Linked DNA regions of Homo sapiens: region 2 is linked to region 1. Evidence: chromatin loops called from intact Hi-C (ENCODE). Cell type or tissue: PC-3. All regions are shown on one strand. Links, peaks and the distances in the headings refer to the core of each region. The heading gives the core; the rest is flanking DNA.

Region 1 (5,399 bases), core at 195-5,194:
TTTTTGAGCAGGGTGCTGGGGATGTGTAAAGATTCATTTTTCCACATTTGGATGTCCAGTTGTTTCAGCATCATTTCTGAAAAACTATCTTTTCTCCATTGTAATGCTTTTGCTCCTTTGTCAAATGTTGGTTGACTGTCTTTATGTGGGTCTATTTCTATGCTCTCTATTCTATACTATTTATCTATTTACCTTTTTTGTTCAAATACCATACTGGTTCAATCATTACAGCTTTACAATAAGGCCTGAAGGCAGGTAATGTCAGTCCTCCAATGTTGTACTTCTCTTTCAATATTGAGTTGGCTATTCTGTGTCTTTTACCTGTTTATATAAACTTTAGAAGTAATTTGTCAATGTCCACAAAATAACTTGCTAGGATTTGTATTGAGATTGCATTGAATCTATAAAGTTGTGAAGAAGTGACATGTTTGACAATACTGAGTTTTCCTGTCCACAAATATGGAGTATCTCCATTTATTTAGACTTTTAAAATATCTTTCATCAGAGGTTTGTAGTTTTCCTCAATTTAAATTTATACCTAAGTATTTCATTTTTGAGGGTGTTAAGGTGTAAATGATAATATGTTTTTAATTTAAAATTCCAGGCTGGGCGTGGTGGCTCATGTCTATAATCCCAGCACTTTGGGAGGCCAAGGCGGGCGGATCACAAGGTCAGGAGTTCAAGACCAGCCTGGCCAATATGGTGAAACCCCGTCTCTGCTAAAAATACAAAAATTAGCCAGGCATGGTGGTGCATGCCTGTAATCCCACCTACTCAGAAGGCTGAGGCAGAAGAATCGCTTGAACCCGGGAGGCAGAGGTTGCAGTGAGCCTAGATTGTGCCACTGCACTGCAACCTGGGTGACAGAGTGAGACTATCTTGAAAAAAAAAATTTCCACTTGTCCACTTGTTTGTTGCTAGTATATAGGAAAGCAATTGACTTTTGTATATTAATCATATATTCTGCAACCTTTCTACAATCATTTATTAGTTCCAGAAAGAGTTTTTTAGTCAATGCTTTGGATTTTTGACATAGACAATCATGTCATCTACAAACGAAGACAGTTTTATTTCTTTTTCCCAACCTAGGACTTTTTAGGTTTATATTTATTGTAATATTATTTGTACTACCTCATTGGATTGTCCCAATAAATGAATAGGTGTGCTGTCCATAGACATTGTCTTCATCTTCCTAATGAGAGAATGATGGGCTAAGTTGCTCAGATTCACATGGTATTGAAATCAGTATTTGTTTCACTCTATGCTCTTTCCTACTACATTAGACTATACTGCCTTCCAAGGTTCTAACAAGTTTTGATTTTAAAAGCAGCATCACATTTCTTACTTAAATTAGTTTATACATCAAATCAGTTAATTTAATGGGCAACTTTCCTAAAATTTCTTTTAAGTGTACTACACACAAAAAAGAAAAACCCATAAACTAACAAAATAAGTTAAAAAGCTTACAATGGATTTATGTAGTATAAAAATAGGTGGCAAATTTTTTGGCAATTAAAAATGTTTGAATGCTAAAAACTGCAAAACATTGATTTAAAAAATCAAAGGAGGCCTGAATAATTGGAGAGATATACCATGTTTGTGGATTGGAGAACTCAATACTGTTAAGATCTCAATCCTTTTTAAACTAATATAACGATTCAATATGATTTCTATCTTAATCTTAACAATAGTTGTGTAGGTACTGATAGGCTTATACTAAAATTTACATGGAAAAGCTAAAGAAATAGAGTAGCCAAACCAATTTTCTTAAAGAAAAAGAAAGAGGACTGACAACACCTGATTTCATAACTTACTATAAAGTTACAGTTTTAAAGACAATCTTGAATAAATGGTAGACACATAGATCAATGAAACAGAACACAGAGACCAGAGACATACCCACACATATAGGCCAATAGATATTTCACAAAGGTACAAACATGATTTAATAGACAAATGATAATCTTTTCAGCAAATAACGCTGAAACAATTAGACATCCATATGTAATAAATAAGTAAACTTTGACCCTTTATTTCACACCACTAATTAACTAATATACAATAATTAATGCAAACCCTAAAATTATCAGACTTCCAGAGAAACATAGAAGAAAGTCTTCATAATTCTGGATTAGGCAAAAGTTTCTTATCTAAGTCATAAAAGCATAATCCATATATAGTAAATTTAATAAGTTTGATTTCATTGAAATTAAATGTTCTGCCATGGACAAGATACTCTGAAGAGATTAGAAAAACAAGCCATAGAAATAGAGAACATATTTATAAATCCCATAAATAATAAAAAACTTGCATTCTAAATACATAAACAACTTTTAAACAATACAAAATAAGAAAATAGGGCTTGAAAATAAAATAAAAGATATCCACTTCAGAAAGGAAGAAGTATAGCTATATTCTCAGATGACATGATCTTGTATATAGAAAATCCTAAGGAAGACACACACACACACGCACACACACACACACTGTATGAACAAGAGTGACTCTATTTAAATGCTAATCTGCCATGTGACTCCTGACTAACCCTAAGTCTAGGAATGCCTCCAAGATGTCTAGCTGATGTATTACTTTTTATATAGAAATACCTGTTCACTGTAAGTTTTCCCTTTCCTCCAAAACAACCCTTGATGGTGTTGCATACATCATAGGCTATGAGGCCCATAGCTACCTACTCATTCCTTCTGGAGCACATATACTTTTTCCCCAATTCAAGCCTGGACTAAGGGGGTTGTGGTGCAGAGATCTACCTATCTTGCAGCTGTGTAAGACATGCTTCCATTTGTAAGTTCTCCCAATAAATCACTATTTTCCTATAATCTAGATTTGTCTGCCTCACTCTTTGCTTTCTTCACTGTTAGCCTTTGGAGGATGCTTTGTATATACAGCCCTTTCATGGAACACACATTCACACAGCAACAATTAGAGCTAAAAAGTTCAGCAAGGTTGCAAGATTCAAAATTAATATACAAATAACAGGCCAGGCACGGTGACTCATACCTGTAATCCCAGCACTTTGGGAGGCTGAAGTGGGCAGGTCACCTGAGGTCAGGAGTTCAAAACCAGTCTGGCCAACATGGTGAAACCCTGTCTCTACGAAAAACACAAAATTAGCCAGGCGTGGTGGTGGGCACCCGTAATCCCAGCTACTCGGGAGGCTGAGGCAGGAGAATCGCTTGAACCTGGGAGGCAGAAGTTTCAGTGAGCCGAGATTGCACCATTGCACTCTAGCCTCGGCAAAAAGAATGAAACTCCATCTCAAAAAAAAAAGAAAATATATATATATATACACACACACACAAATAACAAATTATATTTCAATACACTGCAATAAAAAAATCTGAAAATGAAATTAAGAAATAATTCCATTTACAATAGCATCAAATAGAATAAAATTTATTGATAATAAAATTTACTGAATAAATTTAATGAAATAAGTGCAGACTGAAAACTACAAAACATTGTTGAAAAAAATTAAAGGAGATCTAAATAAGTAGAAAGACAACTCGTGTTCATGGATCAGAAGACATAATATTGTTAAGATGGAAATACTCCCAAACTGATCTACAGATTCAATGCAATCCCTATCAAGATTTCAGATTGTCATTGAATAAATTACAAGTTTATCCTAAGATTCATATAGAAATACAAGGGACCTATAAAAGCCAAACAACCTTAATGGAAAGAAGAACGATACTGGAGGATTCATACTTTCTGGTTTTAAATCTTACTACAAAGATAAAGTAATCAAGATAGAGTGGTACTGGCATAAAGGTTGACATATAGATCAGTGGAATAGAATTGAATCTTGAAATAAACCCTCACATTTATAGTTGATTTATTTATAGCAATGTAATTGAAAAATAATTGTCTTTTCAAGAAATGAGCTGGAATAAATGGGAATCTACATGCAAAAGAATGAAATTGGACTCTTACCTAACACCATGTACAAAAAATAACTGAAAATAGATCAAACACCTAAGTGTGAGAGCTAAAAGTATAAAACTCATGGAAGAAAATATAAAAATAAATCTTTATGAACTTGGATTAGGCAATGACTTCTTATAAATGAAACCAAATGCACAAATGACAAAAGAAAAAAATAGATAAGCTGCATTTAATCAAAATGTAAAACCTTCATGCTTCAGAGAATACCATCAAAAAAGGGAAAAGAGAACCCACAGCATGGAAGAAAAATTTTGCGAATCATATATCTGATAAGGGGGTTACATCAAGAATTCATAAAAATGGGCAAAGGATCCAAATAGATATTTCTATTAAAAAGGTATACAGATGAACAATAAGCACATGACAAGCTATTCAACATCATTAGCCAACAGGAAAATATAGAGAAAAGCCACTTCACCCCCACGATGATGGCTATAATCAAAGGCAAATAGTAACAACTGTTGGCATGTAGAGAATTGAAGCCTTCATACACTGCAGATGAGAATGTAAAATGGTAGAGCCTGGCACCACTGAAAAACAGCTTAATGGTTTCTCTAACTGTTAAACATAGAGTTATCATATGACCGAAACCCAGAAATGCCACTCCTACATATATACCCAAGAGAAATGAAACAGTATATCTACACACAAACTTGCATATACATGTTCATCAGAATTATTCATAACACCCAAAAAAGCAGAAATGACCCAGATGTTCACCAACATATGAACAGAGAATGAAATGCAGTACACAACAGTATACATCAGAACTGGGCATAAGCCGGAATGAAGTACTGATGCATGCTACACATAGGTGAACCTTGAAAACATTATGCCAAGTGAAAAACAAGTCATAAAGACCACATATTGTATGGTTCCTTTATATTTAATGTCCAGAATAAGAAAATGTGTAGAGATAGAAAGTAGGGCTTGAAAGTAGATTAATAGTTTGATAGATTAATAGTAGATTAATAGTTACCTAGTTTCAGGGAGATAGAAAAAATGTTTTAAAATTGATTGTAGTGATAGTTGCACAACTCTGTGGAATATTGGAAACAATCGAAATGAGTGAATTGTATAAAACATGACTTATATCTCGATAATAGATATCTCAAAAAAGATCATTGATATCATTTGTAATTAGGGAAATGCAAGTTGAAGCATTATGAGATAATATTACATACATATTAAAAATGGAAAACAGAACACACACAAAAATTATCAATACGAAATATTGGCAAGGGTGTGGAGCAACTGGAATTCTTATACATTGTTAGTGGGAATGCATGTGCCATATGACTCAGTAAATCCGCTTCTGGGTGTCTACAAGAGAAACAAATATTTATTTACAGATAGAAATCTATACTCATTCCTCAGTCTAAACGTTGCCAGTCCTTCTGTCTCTAAACTTTCCCTCTATTCTCATCTCCTTT
Region 2 (5,399 bases), core at 346-5,345, 51 kb before region 1:
TTTCATATCTGTATTTCAACCTTCTCCATTCACTGGAACAGACATTTAGGTTGATTCCATATCTTGTATATTGTGGCTAAGGTTGCAATGAATGTAGGAGTGCAGATATATTTTCAAGGTGCTGATTTCATTTCCTCTGGATATATACCCAGAAAAGGGATTGTTGGATCATATGGTAGTTCTATTTTTAATTTTTTGAGGAAGCTCCATACATTTTTTCATAACTGTACCAATTTCCATTATCAGCAACATTGTACCAGGGTTCCCTTTTCTTCACACTCTCGCCAACACTTGTTATCTCTTGGTGTTTTTCTTTTTTTCTTTTTTTTTAAATAACAGCCATCTTAATAGGTGTGAGGTGATATCTCATTTTGGTTTGATTTGCATTTCTCTCATTAGTGACATTGAGCACCTTTTCATATACCCGTTGGCTATTTTTATGTCTTGTTTAGAAAAATGTCTATTCAAGTACTTTGGTCATTTTTTTTATAAATACATACACATATGCACATGTGCACATATACATGGGTATGCACATACATATGCATATTTTAATAACTATGAGTACTCAATGATATTTACCTTTTTTTTTTTTGAGATGGAGTTTTGCTCTTGTTGCCCAGGCTGGAGTGCAAAGTCATGATCTCAGCTCACAACCTTTGCCTCCTAGGTTCAAGCGATTCTCCTGCCTCAGCCCCCCGAGTAGCTGGGATTACAGGCTTGTGCCACCACCCTGGCTAATTTTGTATTTTTAGTAGAGATGGGGTTTCTCCATGTTGGTCAGGCTGGTCTCGAACTCCCGACCTCAGGTGATCTGCCTGCCTTGGCCTCCCAAAGTGCTGGGATTACAGGTGTGAGCCACCACAGCTGGCCCACTTTGGTCATTTTTTTTAAATCAAGTTACTTGGTTTTTTTTTGTTTTGTTTTTTGCTATTGTGTGAGTTTCTTATTTATTTTAGAGATTATTAACTCCTTGTCAGATAGTTTGCAAACATTTTTTCCAACCTATAGTTTGTCTTTTTATTCTGATGATTGTTTTGTTATACAAAAGCTTTTTATAGTCCCACTTGTTTAATTTTGCTTTCAGTGCCTGTGCTTTTGGTGTGATGTTCAAAATATCATTATGAAGGACAATATCAAGAAGTTTTTCCCTTGTTTTCTTCCAGTAGTTTTAGAGTTTCAACTCTTATGGTTAGGTATTTAATTCATTTTGACTTAATTTTTATATATGGTGTAGATAAGGGTCCAGTTTCACTCTTTGCCTGTGGATATCCAGTTTTCGCAACACCAGTTATTGAAGATACTACCCTCTCTCCATCGTGTCTTCTTGGTAGCCTTGCTGAAAATTGGTTGACTTTATAAACTTGGGTTTATTTCTGGGCTTTTTATTCTGTTCCATTGGTCCATGCATCTGTTTTTATGCCAGTAACATAGTGTTTGGTTACTATTACTTTGTAGTATAACTTGACATTAGGGAATGTCATACCTCCAACTTTATTTTTCTTTCTCAAGATTGTTTTGGCTATTCATGGTCTTTGTAATTCCACATTAATTTTAGAATTTTTCCATTTTTGTGAAAAATGCTATTTAAGTATGTCCATCATTCTAAATTAATTATAAGAGTGAAGTTATGCCCTAAATTGTTCATTTTGTAAGATGTGCCTTGCAGTTTTGCACCTTGCAAAATGAGCATTAAAAATTAGGAACAGTATTTTGCTAATTTGTTCCTGTGATCTAGAATACATAATTTTATTCTATAGCAGGAGCTGTATATTCTCACATCGGAAGAAAGTAATATAATCTGCTTATATAGCACATGGTGTAGCCAATAAATAGCATTTTACATTTCGTCCCTTTTTTCCTTTCTCTCTCATACTTTCCTACTATTTTTAACAGCTTTATTGAGTTAAAATTGACATAAAATAAACATCCCACATTTCAAGTGAGTGTACAATTTGATAAATTTTTGGTAGGAGGTTATTGATTGAATTTTTTATATTAATAACCAGTTGTTCCAGCACCATTTGTTGAAATGATTATCCTTTGCCCACTGAATTGCCTTTGAACTTTGGTTGAGTATCAGTTGTCTACATCCATGTAGATCTTTATGGACTCTAGTCATTTCTATTGATCTATTTTTCTGAGTTTCCTTTAACACTACACTATCTTGATAACCATAGTTTTATAATGAGTTTTGAAATCAGGCAGTCTTAGTCCCCAAATTTTGCCTTTTATCAAAGTTGTTTTGACTATTCTAGGTCCTTTGCATATAAGTTTCAGAAACAGTTTTTCAATTACTAGCCAAATGAATGTTGGGATTTTGATCTGGACTCCATTAAATCTACAGATCAATTGAGGAGAAGAGAAGACCACTTTAACACTGTTACAGTTTCAACACTGTACAGTTTAACATCATAATCTGCATTTATTTAGGTCTTCCTTAATTTCTCTTGGCACTGTTTTATACATTTTGTGTACAAGTCTTGTTAATTTTTTATAGACATATTTCATATTATTGATATTATTGTAAAAGGTTTTACTATTTCAACTAATTTCAATTACTCTTAATGATACATGTAAATACTACTGATGTTTGTATACGGATCTTATATCCTGAAACCTTGCAAAGCTAAGTTTTGAGTTCTAGTAAGTAGTAGAGGTTGAATAACCCTATCCAATACACTTGGAATCAGAAGTGTTTCTGATTTTGTTTTTTAATTTTGGAATGTTTGCATATACATAATGAGATATCTTGGAGATGGGACCCACGTCTAAATACAAAATTCATTTATGTTTTATATGCACCTTATACCCATAGACTGAAGGCAACATTATATAATATTTTAATAATTTTGTTAATGAAAAAATTGTATATTTTAAATCATCAGAAGGCAAGTGTCAACATCTCGGCCACCCATATGAGCCATCTGTGGTTGTTTGGCATCACAATCATTCTTGATTTTGAACTTATAAGCTACTGATAAGCAACAATTTTCTTAACTTATTTACCCATAAGTACTTATCTGTAAAAAATATGGCATGCCATTTACACAGTAAAAAAAAAACAAATGTGTCCAGGGTAACTAAGCAGCACAGCAGCATCACCAGAATTCCCGTAACAGCTGTTGAACATCAGCAACAACCAACAATGGCAGGCTTTCAGTCTCCACCTATGATGCTGTGTTTTGATTAATAGGTTACTGTGTGCTGATTTTTTTTTAGGTGAGAGAAAAAAAAAATCAAAACAGTTGAAGGACCAGGAAGTGAGTCCTCTAGGGATGAAGAGGCATTTTGTGGATGGCTTTTAAAAATGTTTCCTTCAGAGTCATCTTGCCTCATTAACAATGGTTTTTGTCTTAGAAGTCTCCCTTTGGGATTACAGGCATGAGCATGGGTGGATCACCTGAGGTCAGGAGTTCGAGACTAGCCTGACCAACATGGTGAAACCCCATCTCTACTAAAAATACAAAAAATTAGCCGGGCATGGTGGTGGGTGCCTGTAATCCCAGCTACTCAGGAGGCTGAGGCAGGAGAATCACTTGAACTTGGAAGGTGGTGGTTGCAGTGAGCCGAGATCATGCCACCGGCACTCTAGCCTGGGCAACAAGAGTGAAACTCCACCTCAAAAAAAAAAAAAAAAAAAAGAATAAGTAGTAGTAGTAGTAGTAGTAGTAGTAGTAGCCATCGTCGTCGTCGTTGTCGTCGTCTCTCTTTGGCTTTATAAACTGACATGATTTCTTGTGCTGTTATAAATGTACAGTGCTGTAGTCCTTCAATAAGCCCGTCACACATTTTTACCTTATCCATAGGAACTTTTTCTTCAGTGTTAACAATGTCATTTTAATCATCACTATTATCACAATCAACTTGATTCAAAACCATCTGGACTATTTCCCCATTGGTCAATGAAGAATTGGAATCTCATTATTGATGTTAAAAATAATCAAGTTCTTTGATATTTACTTCTGCTAGCCTAGGGAAAGACTCTGAAATTATATTTTTTGTGTATGTAAGGAGGTCAGACACCATCTTTTTTTCTCAGTTGGCCCACAGAATTCTTCAAAGTCACTACCTTGTTCATCAAGATCACTTAATATAGTCACAGGCAAGAGGTTGTGCCAGGAGTGTACTACTGTGTCTTTAGTCACTGCGTTCCAAGTGTTAGCAATGGCATAAACAGCACCCTTCATGCTAAACTCCTTCTAGAAACCTTCCACACCCACACCTCTCTTCACTGGTGCTGGCATGATGTTCAAGAAAGTGTTTTTATATTTACTCTTCATCAATCTAAGGATACCTTGGTCACATGACTGAATTAATGAAGTCACATTTGGGGAAAAGTATATGGCATAAGCATTATTTTTGATGAAAATTTCAGCTGAAGGATGAGCAGAAATGTTGTCAAGGAATAACAAAAATCTAACAGTTGTCATCCAATCCAGCTTCCTTGCAGTAACCTTGAGCCTCTGGTATAAATGTTTGTGAAACCAATCAGAAAATATGTCCGTGGTGATCCATACCTTTTTGTTAACATAATAGTGGACTGCTGAGAAATTCACTCCTTGAAAACAGTGAGGATGCAAGCTTTTGCTTTTCAGAACAAGTTTATACTTTTGTATGCCTGCTGCATTAGCACATGCCAGCACAGTTATTGTCCTTGGAATCCTTAATTTTTGTAGGGGCTACCTCATTAGCTTTTGTCAGTGTCTTTCTGGGGCAACAGTACCAAAACAGTGATGTTTCATTAGCATTATAGACTAGTTCTGGCATCAGATTTTCATCAGCAATGACTCTGGCAAATTTGTCAATGAATTTTTCCACTACTACATGACCAGAAGATGCTTTATCACTACAAATCTTTAAAAATGTAATATCATAGTTTTTCTTAATTTTCTGCAGCCAGCCTGTTGAGTACTCATGGTTCCCTTCAATATTCATTTCCTCATTATAGATCTTTGCTTGTCTCCCGATTCGTATTCCATTAAGTGACAAGTGTTCACTGCAATGGTAATGGATCCACTATTTAAATACACAATCAATATTTTTATTGTTAGCTGTATACGGTGTTTTTCTATTTTTCATTGACTTCTATTCATCACTTTCAGTATAAAACTTCAACAGTTTATCCTTCTGTTTCTTCAGGTCATATATGGTAGTCAACACTATACTCTTCCATAGAACATTTCAACTTCCGCCACTGTCCAGTTTCTTCTTCTTCAACAGTTTGACTTTCTGTGCTGTAGAGAAACATAAATGCTTCTTTTTCTTATCACTGTTACCCAATACTGATATCACAGAGGGAACTGCAGGAGTTTTTAATATTTTTAATAATCTTTACACCATAGAGCAGATAATAAGAAAATAAAAACACAGTAATGCATGTAGGTCTTGGCCCCATG

What was found. Peaks named below come from ENCODE experiments on the same cell type or tissue, not always from the same donor. Only the 100,000 strongest peaks of a DNase experiment are listed, where the experiment ranks them.
Region 2: it touches region 1 in a loop (4-fold over the local background); 2 of 110 quality-filtered maps call a loop at or near these places.

Annotation. Positions count from the first base shown.
Region 1 is chr10:66,750,385-66,755,783 of GRCh38, forward strand. The region is part of intron 9 of CTNNA3 (catenin alpha 3); the gene reads right to left. Among named protein-coding and RNA genes, the nearest start is that of LRRTM3, 170 kb to the right of the region's middle. In PC-3, for the core only: no CTCF peak of the experiment used is centred there; a DNase peak (open chromatin) is centred at 2,537.
Region 2 is chr10:66,699,084-66,704,482 of GRCh38, forward strand. All of the region lies in intron 9 of CTNNA3 (catenin alpha 3), which reads right to left. Among named protein-coding and RNA genes, the nearest start is that of LRRTM3, 220 kb to the right of the region's middle. In PC-3, for the core only: no CTCF peak of the experiment used is centred there; no DNase peak of the experiment used is centred there.